2 separate regions of the Homo sapiens genome follow, and region 2 is linked to region 1. Evidence: read pairs that join two places in POLR2A ChIA-PET (ENCODE). Cell type or tissue: MCF 10A. All regions are shown on one strand.

Evidence for each region. Peaks named below come from ENCODE experiments on the same cell type or tissue, not always from the same donor. Only the 100,000 strongest peaks of a DNase experiment are listed, where the experiment ranks them.
Region 2: POLR2A ChIA-PET joins it to region 1 with 5 read pairs; 3 of 35 experiments call an interaction of 5 or more read pairs at or near these places.

Annotation. Positions count from the first base shown.
Region 1 is chr11:118,630,388-118,638,387 of GRCh38, reverse strand. PHLDB1 (pleckstrin homology like domain family B member 1) reads right to left here. Exons shown (of 23, transcript NM_001144758.3): 7 at 6,909-7,181; 8 at 6,335-6,475; 9 at 6,092-6,229; 10 at 2,840-2,995. Among named protein-coding and RNA genes, the nearest start is that of MIR6716, 9.6 kb to the left of the region's middle. RefSeq lists enhancers at 2,848-3,518, 6,545-7,052, 7,053-7,561. In MCF 10A, no CTCF peak of the experiment used is centred here; a DNase peak (open chromatin) is centred at 3,467.
Region 2 is chr11:118,849,515-118,857,514 of GRCh38, reverse strand. No RefSeq gene overlaps it. Among named protein-coding and RNA genes, the nearest start is that of CXCR5, 30 kb to the left of the region's middle. RefSeq lists an enhancer at 1,001-1,090. In MCF 10A, no CTCF peak of the experiment used is centred here; no DNase peak of the experiment used is centred here.

The sequences.
Region 1 (8,000 bases):
TCTAAAAAGGAATATTACTTGAATAATTTTTTAAAAATCCACAAGTAAGGTCAGATCATGCCTCTCCTCAAAATCTTTCAGTGGCTCCTCATTACACACAGGATAAAGCACAAACTCCTTACCAGGCATTCGGGGCTCCCGAACCCTTTGCAGCTCCCCTCCCTCTTACAGCCTCCATGTCCTTTCAGCTCAGCCACACTGTACACTCAGCTGTGTAGCTGTAAACTCTCAGGCCTTTCTTATGTCGCTTCCTTAGGCCAGGAGAGCTGTTCCAATCTTCTCTACCTATCAAGAGCTTACTTATCATCTAAGACTAGACCAAATGCTATCTCCTCTCCAAAGCCTTCCTTGATTGCCGATTTCTTTGCTCCTTCCTCTGTGCTCACATTCTTCTGTATCACCATCTGCCTTTATTATTGTTATTTGTGAATATATCTGTTACCACCACCACCAGCCTGCCCCAAACGTAAGATCCACATTGTCTTTTCTGTCTTTATACCCCCAATAGGGCTTTTAGAACAGTACCTGGCTCAACAATCATGTGCTAAAAGGAAATGAAAAGATAGTAAGTAAGGGGGAAGGATGAGAGATGGGAAAAATGGGCTGGGTTAATCCCAGGAGGGCTTCCTGAAGAAGGCGGCCTTAAACCACCATCTTTAGGAACAAATCATGGGAAAGGAAGAGTTAAAGAAGGGAGATGTCCTAAATTTGGGGTCAGTCCAAGAAAAGACCAAAGTAGGCTGGCCGGGCGCTGTGGCTCATGCCTGTAATCTTAGCACTTTGGGAGGCTGAGGAGGCTGGATCACCTGAGGTTAGGAGTTTGAGACCAGCCTGGCCAACAGAGTGAAATCCCACCTCTTCCAAAAATACAAAAATTAGCCAGGTGTGGGGTTGGGGGGGCACCTGTAATCCCAGCTACTTGAGAGGCTGAGGCAGGAGAATCGCTTGAACCTGGGAGGTGGAGGTTGCAGTGAGGTGAGATCACACCATTGCAACCCAGCCTGGGCGACAACAGCGAGACTCTGTCTCAAAATCAACAACAACAACAAAGTAGGCTAGGCAGTAATCCTCACCGCAAGAGCTGCCATCTACTAAGAACCCATTAGGAGCCAGGAACTCTGCTAAATGTTTTGCATTTGTTACGTAATTTAATAAGCTCCTTTATGAGGCAGGTGCATTTATACCCATTTTATAGGTGAGAACACCAACATATTTAGGAGCTAAGATCTCTTAGCCAGCTAAGTGGTAGAGCACGGATTAGAATCATCTATTGGACTCCCAGACCAGTACTCTGAGTCACTCTGAATCAGAGTGGAAAGGGCAGGGGAGCACAGGGCACCAGGGCAGACAGAGCCTAGGGTGGGACACTAGGGTCTGAGGATGAAAGCTGGATAAGGTTCCTAAGGAGGAGCATGGGGAAGAATGTGACACCCCAGGTCCTAGGGGCTGAGCTCCGGTTTCCCAGGAGGCAGGGTGGGTGTGGGAAGAGGAATCCACTACTGCCAAGCCCTCCCAAACTCCCTGGAGCTTATACTCACCAGAACCCCAAAGGGATGAGATTAGCTGATCTACAGCTCCCTACCGCATTCCCTCCAGAAAGAAAGAGGAAGAGGCTAGAGAAGTGCCCGCCCCTAGCCTCAGTGCAGTACAGTCGAAGGAACGTGGGATTTGGGCCAACAGGCCTGGGTTCCAATTCTGACTCTGAAGCTTATATAATGGGAGGCTTTGGGCAAAATGTGTAGCTTCTCCTACTCCTAGTTTCCTTGTCTATAAAATGGGAATAACAGCACTTGTCTTGTGATACCGTCCTAAGGACAGCATTGAGGTAATCCAAGGAAGGCTCCCAGCAAGGTGCCTGACACACACCCATGTGCTTAGGTGTGTCAATTTTCTTCCCTCCTTTCATCAGTCAGTCTTACATCCAGAAAGTGCGTTTGTAAGACAGCAGCTCAGGGAGAGAAGCATGGGATCTGGACTCAAGGAAAGTCCAGCAGCTCCCCACTTACCACCAACCCCAGGCTAACCAGCAAATCCCCTACGTCACCAATTTTAGACACCCCTCCCCAATCTCACCACCCTCACTTCCCCCACACTAACTCCAGCCAAGCAAAATGTACATGCATGTGTGCATGTGCATGGCCACAAGCTTCAGCCATAAGGGTGGAAGCTGCTTGAGCCATCCTCTCCAATCCCTCCCTCACCTCTTCCCAACCCTTACTAACACATACCTCCTCCCAGCTTTACTCCCCAAACATACACAGTCACCTGTGCCACCATCCTGTGGTCTGGCTGAGATCAAGAGCAGGTGATCACAGTATCTAGCTAGCGTGTCACAGCTGGCCAGGCCACAATACCCAATAACCCTTGTTTTATAGCTCAGCCAAGGCAGGGCTGAGCCATGGCTGGAACCGAAATGAATGCCCTTTCTAGGGCCCCTAGCTGGCTCTAATATCCAGATCTCAAATCTTTCTGTGTGTCCCAGCACTTCCACCAGACAAGAGCTCTGCAAGCACAGGGGCAAGCCTCCTCCTCCTCCATCTTTCACCTTCCTGCTGGGCCAGTGCCAAGCTCTGAATGGGAGCAGAATCCACTTTCCACTGGAAGACTGAGGGGAGTCAGAGCTTAATAATAGTTATTCTTCACCGAGTGCTCATTACAATCACATCCTATTCTGTCTTTACATCTTGTTTAATTCTCACAACAACCTGTTGTAATTCTCATTTTACAGACAAGGAAATCCAGGCACAAAAGACGAAGTTAACTTTTGTGAGGTCATTGGGATTCAAACCCAGGTCACTGGCCTCCAACAGCACGCAGCAGGGAACGAGGTGGGGCACACCTTCCTCTTGGCGATGCTGCGGAGCAGCTCAGCCTTGCTCCGGAGCAGCCCCTGGCCGGCCAGCTCGCGCTCCTCCTCCACGCGGCTCTCCCGCTCCAACTGCTGGAACTCCAAGTCCTCAAAGAGCTTTGTCTCAGTCTCCAGGGCCTCTGCCTCCTTCAACGACAGTGACAAAGGGGGTTGGGTGGTGCTTGCAATGCCACTCTGGGCCTGGAAGACCAGGCCACAGGGGCATGCGTTGTATGGGGCTGGACCCGGGGAAATTGGGTAAGAAACCTGCCTCCCCCCAGCTCCCGCTGTACTTGGCCTTGCCCTTTTGCGGGCATCATGGCCTGGAGCGCTGATTCCCCAACCTTCCCGGTTCCCTCCAAACCGCAGCACCGACCCTGGTGTCCGGCAGGTACTGCAGAGGCCAGGTGGTCCCGTCCCACCGCTCTCCTCTCTTCCTTCTGGGGCGTGGCCCGCGGGGCCGGGGGAGGGGGGGCGGTGGAACTGACCCTTCTCAGCTGCTCCTGTAACTGTTCCCGCACTGACTCGGGGCAGTTATCGAGCTGCGTCTGGAGCTCGGCGTAGAGCGCCTGGCGGGCCTCCAGGTGCCTCCGTCCCGCGGCCAGCTCCGCCCTCTCCTGGTCGGCGGGAGGGCGAGGGAGAGGGCGGGGCACAGGGGAGAAACAGAACACACACTCCTCAACTCCGGCCCGGCAGCGGCGGGAGGGGAGCGCGGGAGGGCGGCCAGGGCGGGACAGAATGGGGGTCGGCAATGGGGGTTGAGAGAGGAGAAAAAAAGGCTAGAATCAAAGAGGAGAATAACCAGGCGAGGAGAAAGAAAAGGGCAGAAAGGGAAAGTGAGGAGGGAAAGAGGTGAAGAGGGAGAGGGCCCAAGGCCAGGAGCTGAAGGTAACACGGCAGTCAGAGGTGCAGGGGATGAGGTAACACAGGCAGAGGTGTGGGGGCAGGGCACAGATTTTGGTCTCCTGAAGTCCCTTGAACTGAAATTGTTGGGTAGGTCTCGAGAAAAGGCCCTCTGTTTTCTCTCCAAACCAGTCAAGGCTGGTTCTGCATCACAGAGCCTCCAGCTCTCATCCCTCCCCTTCTACTACAGCCCAGAGACCAAAATTTAACCCAGGGAAAAAGGGTAGTGATGGTGAGGGTTAAATCCAGGGTTGGGCGTCAATCAGGAGCTGAGGATGTTAAAGCAGTGTGGCAGAGGGGACCCCAACCCAACACCCTTGGCCTCCCTCCCCTCCTGCCCAGGGTCGGGGTGGGGTGTTGGCCCTGCAGGCTGAACTTCAGGGATGAGGGTTGCAATTAGTTCGGGCTGTTTCCATGGTAATGAGTCCCAGGAGTGGGTACAGAGGGGGTGGACGGTTCTTTCTGGGGTGAGATGACACCTCTGAGGGTGGGAAGGGGGACGAGGGGAGGGTTTGGTGAGTCACCCCTCAAAGGACAGGCAGAGGAGAAACTGTGGTTACTGATTCCAAAGCCAGAGTGGAGCCATGGGCTGAGGGCAGGGGAGGGAAGCCAAGTGAACCCTCCACACCATTGCCATCACTACCACCATCACCACCACCACCATCACTACCACAGCCTCGAATAACCTCTCTTCCCCACAGAGAAAGCGAAGTCTAGGCCTCCAAAAAACTCCAGGTCAGTGGGAAATGAGGTTAGGCAGGTTCCTTCTGAAATGCTGAGCTTTATCCCTGGGAGTGAGGCCCTATGCTGAACCCAGTCACTCCCATCCCTCTACCCAACTCATCTACCCATCCCCAGAGAGGAGGACCTAATCAGGCCAGTTCCTGGGGTCTAGGTGCTTCCTCATCCTTGGACTCAGCCTTTAAAATACCCTGTGTTATAGGTGGCTCAGGAGTGAGGAGAAGAGTAGGGGCTACCCATTACCAACCTCTGATGGGTATCTGAATTTGGGAAGCCCCAAGGGAAAGCTAGGAAGGGTAGCCACTATGTTGGCAGAGAGGTCCTGTTCAAGCCCTCCAAGACCACGCCCACAACTGGGCCTCCTTACTCCTTGGCTCCAGAGGGCAGGCAGGGGAATAGGTGGAAGACAGCCTACTCTGCTGTGCAGGAAGCTGCCAGGAAGCTTCCTTGGGTTATCTCATGCTGTCCTCAGACAGTAGCCTAAGACAGCAGCCTAGGCATTTCCAATGGAAAGAACTCTTCAGTCTGAGCAGCTCCACAGCCAAGCATTTCCCCCACCCTCATACCCCTCCTGCCAATGCCCCCTTGAGTAAAGTTGAGCTACCAATCCTCCTGCCAATTCCTTTCATATAAAAACTCTGGGGTCCCACACCAAGAAAAGAAGGAGGCAGCATTAGAGGAGAGAGGCCAGGGGCACAGAGGCACCCACTGAGTTAGTGCAAAAGCGGGCATGGCTCAGCCCTACCTGGGTGGCACTGGCAGTTAGGGGCATGCGGAAAGCCCAAGTCAGTGATTAGAAGGGACGTTAGTGTAGGCCTAGTTGGCAAGCGTGGAGTTAATTTGGCACAGAATTTGGGAGTGTGGTTTTGGGGGCCAGAGCCAAAGCTCCAAAAAAAAAAAAAAAGGGTCAAAGAATTTTTAAGATTCTCAAAATTGAGGGCAGGAGGAAGAAACTCAAAAAATCCAGAAGGAAAATTAAATTATTGGAAAAATACTGTCAGATCCAGAAATAGATGACCCCTCTCCACTTCAGAGCTTTTGGCACGGTGTTGGGCATCTGGGAGTGGCCCCTGCAGGCTGGCACGAAATCTGAAAGGGGCAGGGGCAGGAGCTAGGATCACCTGGGATGGGAGGCTGCAGATCCTGAAGGCTCAAGGGAAGCAGAGGCCCGAGGGCCATCTCCCAAAGATCACAACGTAAGCACTTGTGGCATGCTTGGAGGGAGATGTTCTCCAGATGGTGGGACCCGAACTTGAATCACTCCCCAATGTCAGTCCCTTGGGCTGTGCTCACTGCCCAAGAAGGGGCTTTGGCACTTCCTAGAAGGGCCATAAAGGGCCTAGGATGGCAGGCACCCAGAGGTAGCACACAGACCCAGACAGAGGAGACCCCAGACACCAGCCCAGCCCCTGGCAGTGCCCTCCAAGCTGGTTCCTTCCACAGAGGAGGAGAAGTCACTCTGTCTCTGGAAAGCCACAGAGACCACTTGTACTGCAGAATGGATGATGAGGTGAAGGGTACAGGGCCCCAGAGAAGACATTTCTCCTTCTCTCCCAGGCCACTGGTACCCAGCACTAAGCTGGGCCAGGTGTGGGTTACCTTGTCCCTCTCCTTCTGGATGCCTGTCTCCAAGGCCACCAGCTTCTCCTGCAGCTGATCCACTGCCTTCTGCTCCTTCTGCAGCAGTGCCCGCTCTGCCTCCCTCTCTCCCTGCAGCAGTGCCCGCTCCATTTCGGCCTGGGGGCAGACACCAGGGTCCCCATCAAAGCAGCTGACTGTGGCCCCTCTCTGGGGCCTTCAGTTGGCCTAGGGAAGAGTCCAGCTAGGGACTTCACGGCTCACCTCTCGGGCTGACTCCTGCAGCTGCTGCTCTAGCTCCTTCACACGGACCTTGAGCTGCTCCACGTGCCCCAGCACCTGAGCCCGCTCTTCTTCCAGGGCTAGCACCTCTCCCTGGAGCTTGGTGCTAGGTGCATCTTCGTGCTGGAGGGGAGGGAAGCTATCAACTGAGGAAGCCTAGAGCCTTTTGGAATCAGACTAAGAAAATGGATCACCTGTTCCTCCAGGCACTTGCTGAGGAATAGCTGGACTGAGACAGGAGGCTAATTCCCTGCCCCCCCGCAACCCCCACCTTTGAGGGGAGCAATAAGGGCTCTGCGGAAGAGAATATTTACCACTGAGTGCCAGGCCTGGGTGGGGCCCCATGGAAAGGCAGGTCATAAAGCATATTTACAGCTTGGGAAGCTCATCAACACCTCCCTTCTCTTCCTTGTCTCATTTCTGCACCTCTGCTCTCTAATCTCTTCCCAAACTTGATCCTTCCCCTCACTGGACCTTGGCATTGGATACACCAGCCTCCTCTGCCCCCAGCAGGTCCAACTTCAGCCTCTTTGTCTTGCCTACCCCTCCATCTCACCTCCTGCTGGGTGCTCTCAGTGCTGCTGCACTCCTCCTTGAGATTTTCCTCATCTGAGCGCTCCATACTCTCCCATAGGCGTTGGGTGGCAACGCCAGGCTCCTCGCTGCTCCGCCCAGAGGCCCCTGCAAGGCCTCGTGAGGGCCTCCGGCCTGCCAGTGCCAATGCTGCGGTGGCCTCCCCAATGCTGGGAAGCTCCCCAGCCTCAGGTCCCCCATCAGCCCGGCTGTATTCGGCACACAGGTTCAGGATGGTCTCCAGGCGCTGGCGTTCCTGGGGAGGATGGACAGAGCAGGACATGAAGGGGAGGAAGCTGAGCCCTGGTGGGGATAGAGCCAGGTTCAGTATCCTGTCAGGAGGGAGAGCAGGGTTACAGGGGGCTAGGACATCAGTGTCAAGTCAGGAGAGGCCTGACCCCAAGACCTAGGGGAGGCAGAGGGAAACAAGGTGCCCCAGAAGTGGGCAGGAAGAACGAGGCTGTTGTGCCACATGCCCACATGGCATAACAGCCTGGTTCTTCCTGCCCACTTCTGGGACAGCCCCTTCCATCTTCCTGTTCCTTTCTTTTTTCAGTCTACCCCAGGACACACAGGAACACACCAAATGGACCCACAGTAACACACTAAACACATACAGAAACACACTGTTAAGCAGACTACAGACCACAATGAGACACAGATAAACTCAGTTGCTCGTCCTGACGCAGGTACACACAGATCTACAGACACAAGGACACATACTGACACACCAGCACTGATGCACAGGCACACAAGGATACAACATGTGCCCTGGCCCTGCATTAATAGGCAAGTACAGAGACACCAGCCCTGACATGCACAAATGCACACTGATGCACACTCACAGATAAACACAGTCTAGCATACAGACAGGTGGGCATGTATGCAGACAGACAGTGCTGGAAAACAGACCCATGAGCCCACAGGGACCAGACACCCAACCACAGACATACATGGAGAAGAGGTAGACCAAGGACACGGCCCTCTTTGTCCCCACCTCAGCTCCAAGTTACCCTCAGGCAGCCCTTGGCTGTTTATCAGCAGGATGGGCTGCTGCCAGTCCTTGAATGCCCAG
Region 2 (8,000 bases), 220 kb before region 1:
AGCTAAGATTGTGCCACTGCACTCCAGCCTGGGGTATAAAGTGAGACTCTGTCTCAAAAAAACCCCAAAATGTAATACATGCTAAAGAAGGACTCATAAATCAGTGGTGAAAGAGAAGACTAGTCTTTCAATAATACTGGGAAAATTGCTTACAGTTTTGGACTAAAATAACCAGATTTTATTATTTCATTTTATAAAGAGGCTTTTAAACCTTTTTGGACTATGACCCACAGTAAGAAATATGTGGAACATCTCGCCTGAATATAAATTAATAATTAAAACAAAAGTTTATAAAGCAATATTTATCCTTATTATGTCAGATGGACTCTGATCTATTCTATTCTATTCTATTCTATTCCTATATTATTAAAAAGAAAATTCTGGTGTCTGCCCAGTAAATTGATCTAATAACTCACTAGTGAATAGCTACCAGTAGTTTGAAGAATATTTCTTATACCAAAATTAATTTTTAATTTAAAAAAAGAAAAAATTATAGGTAAATAATATGAGAGTTTATTTATTTATTTATTTTTGAGACAGAGTCTTGCTCTGTATGTCACCCATACAGTACAGTAGCACCATCGGCTCACTGCAACCTCCGCCTCCCGGGTTCAAGCTATTCTCCTGCCTCAGCTTCCCGAGTATCTTGGATTATAGGCATGCACCACCACACCTGGCTAATTTTTTTATTTTTAGTAGAGACGGGGTTTCACCATGTTGGCCAGGCTGGTCTCGAACTCCTGACCTCAAGTGATCTGCCCGCCTCCGCCTCCCAAAGTGCTGGGATTACAGGCATGACCCACTGAGCCGGCCAAATAATAGGAGGTTTTGAAATGAGAAATGACTTGAGATTTTAAAAATAATGAAAAAAATAACAAAGGCAAACATCAACAAATTTGAGAACACCAACATTTTAAATATGTTATAGGGACCACATATGGCAAAGGCAGCTATGACAGACAGGATGTGGTCATCACTGGAGAGAAGAGGCCAGTTATTCTTGACATCTCTTTCTTCCTCATATTCGCCCACATGGAACCCAACAGCAAGTCCCGCAGATGCTGCCTCCATTCGTGCACTTTCTCCCTGGCCACAGGGAGATCTTAGTCCAGACCTGATCTTAGCCCTGATCTTAGTCCAGACCATCATTCTCTCACTCTGGGACTGCTGCCCCTACCTCCCAGCTAGTCTCCCTGCTTCCACTGTGCACCCCACAATCCTTTCTGCTCACAGCAGCCAGAGTCATCTTTTTTTTTTTTTTTTTTTTTGAGACAGGGTCTCACTATGTTGGCCAGGCTAGTCTCAAACTCCTGGTCTCAAGCGATGCTCCTTCCTCGGCCTCCCAAAGTGCCGAGATTGCAGTCATGAGCTACCATGCCCGGCCAAGAGTAATCTTTTTGAAGTATAAATTAAATCACTCTCAGTAATCCAATTAAGAAACTGGCAAATGAAAAATCTTACAAGTGCTGAATCTTCTGTCTGTCTGTATTTATATGTGTTGTGTGTGTGTGTGATGTTTATACATAAAAGAGCTCTGATTAATTGGCAGCAGGCAAGGTGAACCCCTTGGGCGGTTACAGAATGGAAGAGCGGGACTTGACTGTGACAGGCCAGACCTCTCTGCACTTCCACATTCCGAGGAGAAACTGAGGAGTCCAAGAATTCTAAATTCCAGCTGGCTTCCTAGTTCTTTTTTTATTTTTTATTTTCCAAGATGGAGTTTTGCTCTTGTCACCCAGACTGGAGTGCAGTGGCGTGATCTCGGCTCACTGCAACCTCCGCTTCCCAGGTTCAAGGGACTCTCCGGCCTCAGCTTCCCGAGTAGCTGAGATTACAGGCACACCACCACGCCCAGCTAATTTTTGTATTTTTAGTAGAGACGGGATTTCACCATGTTGGTGACAGGCGGGCACCTGTAATCTCAGTTACTCGGGAGGCTGAGGCAGGAGAGTCATCTGAATCCGGGAGGTGGACGTTGAGTGAGATTGTGCCATTGCACTCCAGCCTGGGTAACAGAGGGAGACTCCGTCTCACAAAAGAAAAAGCAAAACAAAAAAGCAAAAAACAAAACACAGCACTTTGTAGATTCCCAGGATTTTAGGAGTTGTATGCTGGGAAATGGTGATAAAGACCAAATATATATTTCAGAATATCACAGGAGGATAAACCATATTTGGTCTAATAGTCTCTTTATAACTTGTAACTATCAGGTATATGGTCTATGAGCCTCCATCTGTATTCTCGCCCAAGCTTTGGCTTTTGGTAGAGACAGGCTTGGCTGCATGGAGGTCTTGGGCCGGGTTCTTCTTCTTGGGGAATCCAGGGGATGCACACACACAGACCCTTGGAGCTTGAGCCCCAACAGAAAATTGACCCTGAAATCTTTGAAGCTTTTATAGGAATGGAGAGGAAATGAAATTTGTCATTTCAAAGCTGAAGTTAATCCATTTTCATTCTAGGAAAACCCTCTGGAAGGGACTTTTAGTTATGTACCTGTAGGGCAGAACTCCTCTTCTGAAATGGAGATGCCTGTGGCCCTGGGGCTCCATGGAGCACCCCTCCTGTGGTCAGCTGATGAAAGGGCCTGTGTTGTAGGCAGAAAGGTGCCTCTTCGGATCAGGTTTCCCTTTAAAATTTTTGATACAGGCCAGGAATGGTGGCTCACGCCTGTAATCCCAGCACTTTGGGAGGCTGAGGTGGCTGGATCACCTGAGGTCAGGAGTTTGAGACCAGCCTGGCCAACATGGCGAAACCCCGTCTCTACTAAAAATACCAAAAAAAAAATCAGCCAGGCATGGTGGTGCGTGCCTGTAATCCCAGCTACCTGGGAGGCTGAGGCAGGAGAATTGCTTGAACCTTGGAGGCAGAGGTTGCAGTGAGCCAAGGTCACGCCATTGCACTCCAGCCTGGGCAACAGAGTGAGACTCAGTCTTAAAAAAAAAAAAAAAATTGGCCGGGTGAGGTGGCACACACCTGTAATCCCAGCACTTTGGGAGGCCGAGTCAGGGGTGGATCATGAGGTCAAGAGATCAAGATCATCCTGGCCTACATGGTGAAACCCCATCTCTACCAAAAATAGAAAAATTAGCTGGGTGTGGTGGCGCACACCTGTAGTCCCAGCTACTCGGGCGGCTGAGGCAGGAGAATGGCTTGAACCCAGGAGGCGGAGGTTGCAATGAGCCAAGATCATGCCATTGCACTCCAGCCTGGCAACATAGAGAGACTCTATCTAAAAAAAAAAAAAAAAATTGAGACAAAATACAATTTATACAATTAATATTTAATAAATGATTATTATGTGCCAGATACTATGATAAGCACTTGATATGAATTATCTCACTCAGCCTTCATAATACCCAATATTACTTTCATTATATAAATGAAATGAGCAAACTGAGGTTCATAGAGTTTAAGTAACTTGTGCAGTGGGCATGCATTTGGCAAGTGACAGAGAAGGGATTTGTACCTACACCTGACTCCAGAGCCTATTCTCTGCCTCCATCATCCTCTGGAATTTTTTCAGGTCATTAATGGAGTGAGTAATTTTCCCAGACTGTCAGAGGGGTTTGAACCAGAGCGACTCCATCTTGAATAGGGGCTGGGTAAAATGAGACTCAGACCTACTGAACTACGTTCCTAGGAGGCTAGGCATTCTAGTCACAGGAATAGACAGGAGGTCAGCACAAGATACGGGTCATAAAGGCCTTGCTGATAAAACATGTTGCAGGTGGCTGGGCGCGGTGGCTCACGCCTGTAATCCCAGGACTTTGGGAAGCCGAGGCGGGCGGATCACGAGGTCAGGAGTTCGACCTGGCCAACATGGTGAAATCGCTACTAAAGATACCAAAAATTAGCTGGGCATGGTGGCGTGCGCCTTTTGCTACTCGGGAGGCTGAGGCAGGAGAATCACTTGAACCCAGGAGAATGGCTTGAACCCGGGAGGCGGAGGTTGCTGTGAACACTCCAGCCTGGGCGACAGGGAGAGACTCTGTCTCAAAAACAAACAAACAAACAAACAAACAAAAAACACACGTTGCAGTGAAGAAGCCAGCCAAAACCCACCAAAACCAAGATAGTGACAAGAGTGACCTCTGGTTGTCCTCACTGCTCATTATACGCTAATTATAAAGCATTAGCATGCTAAAAGACACACCCACCAGCGCCATGACAGTTACAAATGCCATGGCAACATCAGGAAGTTACCCTATATGGTCTCGAAAGGGGAGGAGGCCGGCGCGGTGGCTCACGCCTGTAATCCCGGCACTTTGGGAGGCCGAGGCGGGTTGATCACGAGGTCAGGAGATCGAGACCATCCTGGCTAACATGGTGAAACCTCGTCTTTACTAAAAATACAAAAAATTAGCCTGTGGTGGCGAGCGCCTGTAGTCCCAGCTACTTGGGAGGCTGAGGCAGGAGAATGGCGTGAACCTGGGAGGCGGAGCTTGCAGTGAGCCGAGATCGCGCCACTGCACTCCGGCCTGGGTGACAGAGCGAGACTCCGTATAAAAATAAATAAATAAATAAATAAATAAATAAATAAAATAAATAAATAAATAAAAATAAATTTAAAAAAATAAAAAGGGGAGGAACCCTCAGTTCTGGGAATTGCCCACTCTTTTCCCAGAAAACTCATGAATAATCCACCCCTTGCTTAGCATATAATCAAGAAGTAACAGTAAGTATCCTCGGTCGAGCAGCTCAAGCCACTGCTCTGCCTATGGAGTAGCCATTCTTTTATTCCTTTGCTTTCTTTTTGTGGACTTTCACTTTGTGGACTTGCCTCAAATTCTTTCTTGCGCATGGTCCAAGAACCCTCTCTTGGGGTCTGGATCGGGACCCCTTTCCGGTAACAAGATTAGAATGCCATTCTTGACTGACTTAGACCGGAGCAGAATAGGAGAAATCATCACCTTCTTGAAGTGTGTGCCAGTCGGGGCCATCCTTGCTGATCTTGGGAGGAACTTCTCTCTTGACCCAAGAGGGAAGGGATGGAATCATTTCACAAGGCACAAAGACACCGTCTTGGCGACAAGCAGGAAGAAGCCATGACCCGTTCTTCCTGTGGGCCAGGCCAGGAAGAGTTGAGTCCCAGGTGGCCATGCCAAGTTCCAAAGGGTGATGTTGAAGAAGACTGCAAGTGATGCTGAGATTGAGCTCTAGTGTTTTACAGAAGCAAGCAGACCCCTGGACAGAGGCCTCTTGACAGAGCAAACTGCTGGGGGCAAGCAGTGTTCAGAGAGTCAGAGCAAATGTGAGAATGGCTGGAGCAAAGAAAATGTAACTACTCCCTCCTCTACCCACCCCTCCTCCAAGTAACCCTCAGCCCGTCTGTCCCAGTTCAATGGTTACACTTCTTGACATTATGTTACAAGCTGTTGGTTCATATTTAGCTTGTGGTTGGCCTAAACCACCAGATCTTTTTCATACAAACTGCTATCTGGCCAGTTCCTTCCATCCCATGCTTCTAGTACACGTGCAACTAATTTAAAATAAAGCAAAACGTAAATGCAAGATATCCCACATACAATTTAATTCTGTTTGATTCTGGTCAGCTGAAATAATTAAAAGTTTTAATTCTGTCATCTTTTGTAATAATTCCCTTCCCAGTTTGCATCATCTGCCAAAGTGGTAAACATTGATTATTTTGTCCTAGCAGGTAGTGAGAATGCTGAACAGGACCAAGCAGAGTCCTCTGGCATAATGCTACAACAGGGGTCCCCAAAGTGTGGTCTGGGAATATCAGAGGTCCCAGAGACCCTTTCAGCGGGTCTGTGAAATCTAAACTATTTTCATTGATTGATTGATTGATTGATTGAGACGGAGTCTCGTTCTGTCGCCCAGGGTGGAGTGCAATGGCACGATCTCAGCTCAACGCAACCTCTGTCTTTCCGGTTCAAGAGATTCTCCTGCCTCAGCCTCCCAGTGGCTGGGATTACAGGCACCTGCCACCATGCCCAGCTAATTTTTGTATTTTTAGTAGAGACAGGGTTTCCCCATGTGGGTCAGGCTGGTCTCGAACTCCCAACCTCAGGTGATACACCCGCCTTGGCCTCTCAAAGTGCTGGGATTACAGGCGTGAACCACTGCACCCAGCCCCAAAATTTTTTTTTTTTGAGACGGAGTCTCGCTCTGTCGCCCAGGCTGGAGTGCAGTGGCGCAATCTCGGCTCACTGCAAACTCCAACTCCCGGGTTCATGCCATTCTCCTGCCTCAGCCTCCTGAGCAGCTGGGACTATAGGTGCCCGCCACTACGCCCGGCTAATTTTTTGTATTTTTAGTAGAGACGGGGTTTCACTGCGTCAGCCAGGATGGTCTCGATCTCCTGATCTCGTGATCCACCCGCCTCGGCCTCCCAAAGTACTGGGATTACAGGCGTGAGCCACCGCGCCCGGTCCCAAAAATTTTTTTTAAAAAAGAAAATAAGCCGGGCATGGTGGTTAACGCCTGTAATCCCAGAACTTCGAGAGGCCGAGGCAGGCAGATCACCTGAAGTCAGGAGTTCAAGACCAGCCTGACTAACATGATGAAACCCCGTCTCTACTGAAAATACAAAAATTAGCCGAGTGTGGTGACAGATGCCTGTAATCCCAGCTACTTGGGAGGCTGAGGCAGGAGAATTGCTTGAACCTGGAAGGCAGAGATTGCGATGAGCCGAGATCGCGCCACTGCATTCCAGCCTGGGCAAAAATAGTGAAACTCTGTCTCAAAAAGAAAAGAAAAGAAAAAAAATTTGGACTGAGCACAGTGGCTCATGCCTATAAGCCCAGCACTTTGGGAGGCCAAGGCAGGCAGATCCCTTGAGGCCAGGAGTTCAAGACCAGCCTGGCCAACATGGTGAAACCCCATCTGTACTAAAAATATAAAAATTAGGCCAGGCACAGTGGCTCACACCTGTAATTCCAGCTTCTTAGGAGGCTGAGGCAGGAGAATTGCTTGAATCCGGGAGGCGGAGGCTGCAATGAGCTGAGATCGTACCACTGCCCTCCAGCCTGGCAACAGAGCAAGACTCCATCTTAACAAAATAATAATAATAAAAAATTATCTGTGAACTGTTATAGTGCTTACATGCCATTTTCACTCTTGTTCTATCACAAAATGTGGAATGTTCCAGAGGCTACAGAATGACTGATATCACACTAGACTACATGCAGCACCAGTTATGAGAATCCAGCTGTCTTCTGTGAAGCCAGAGATGAATAAGATTTGTAAAAATGTAAAACAAAGCTGCTCTTTTCTCACCAACTTCTTTTTCCTTTTGAAATGTAGTTGTGTTTCATAAAAGTGTTTGAGTATGTTTGGGCTGCTATAACAAAATACCTTAGGCTGAGTAATATATAAACAACAGAAATTTATTTTTCACAATTCTGGAGATCGGGAAGTCCATGATCAAGGTGTCAGCAATTTTGGTGTCTGGTGAAAGCCTGTTCCTCATAGATGGCTCCTTCTTTGTGTCCTCACAAGGTGTGAGGAGCAAGGAAGCTCCTTCAAGCCTCTTTTACAAAGGCACTAATCCCTCGATAAGGGTGGAACCTTCATTACCTAATTACCTCCCAAACACCCCGCCTCTTAATATCATCACCTTGGGGATTAGGTTTCAACATATGAATTTTGGGGAGTACGCCAACATTCAGATACTAGCAAAAGTTATTTATGTATGTTATTTATGTTGACACACAATGAGTTTATTATTATTTTATTCTGTTTTTTGAGACAGAGTCTCACTCTGTCGCCCAGGCTGGAGTGCAGTGGCGCGATCTCGGCTCACTGCAACCTCCGCCTCCCAGGTTCAAGCAATTCTCCTGCTCAGCCTCCTGAGTAGCTGGGACTATAGGCGCCCACCACCATGCCTAGCTCATTTTTTTATTTCCTAAAAATATTTAAGTGAAAGCTTTTTTTTTTTTTTTTTTTTTTTTTGAGATGGGCTGGAGTGCAGTGGCTCAATCACAGCTCACCAAAACCTTGAACTCCTGGGCTCAAGTGATTCTCCCATTTCAGCCTCC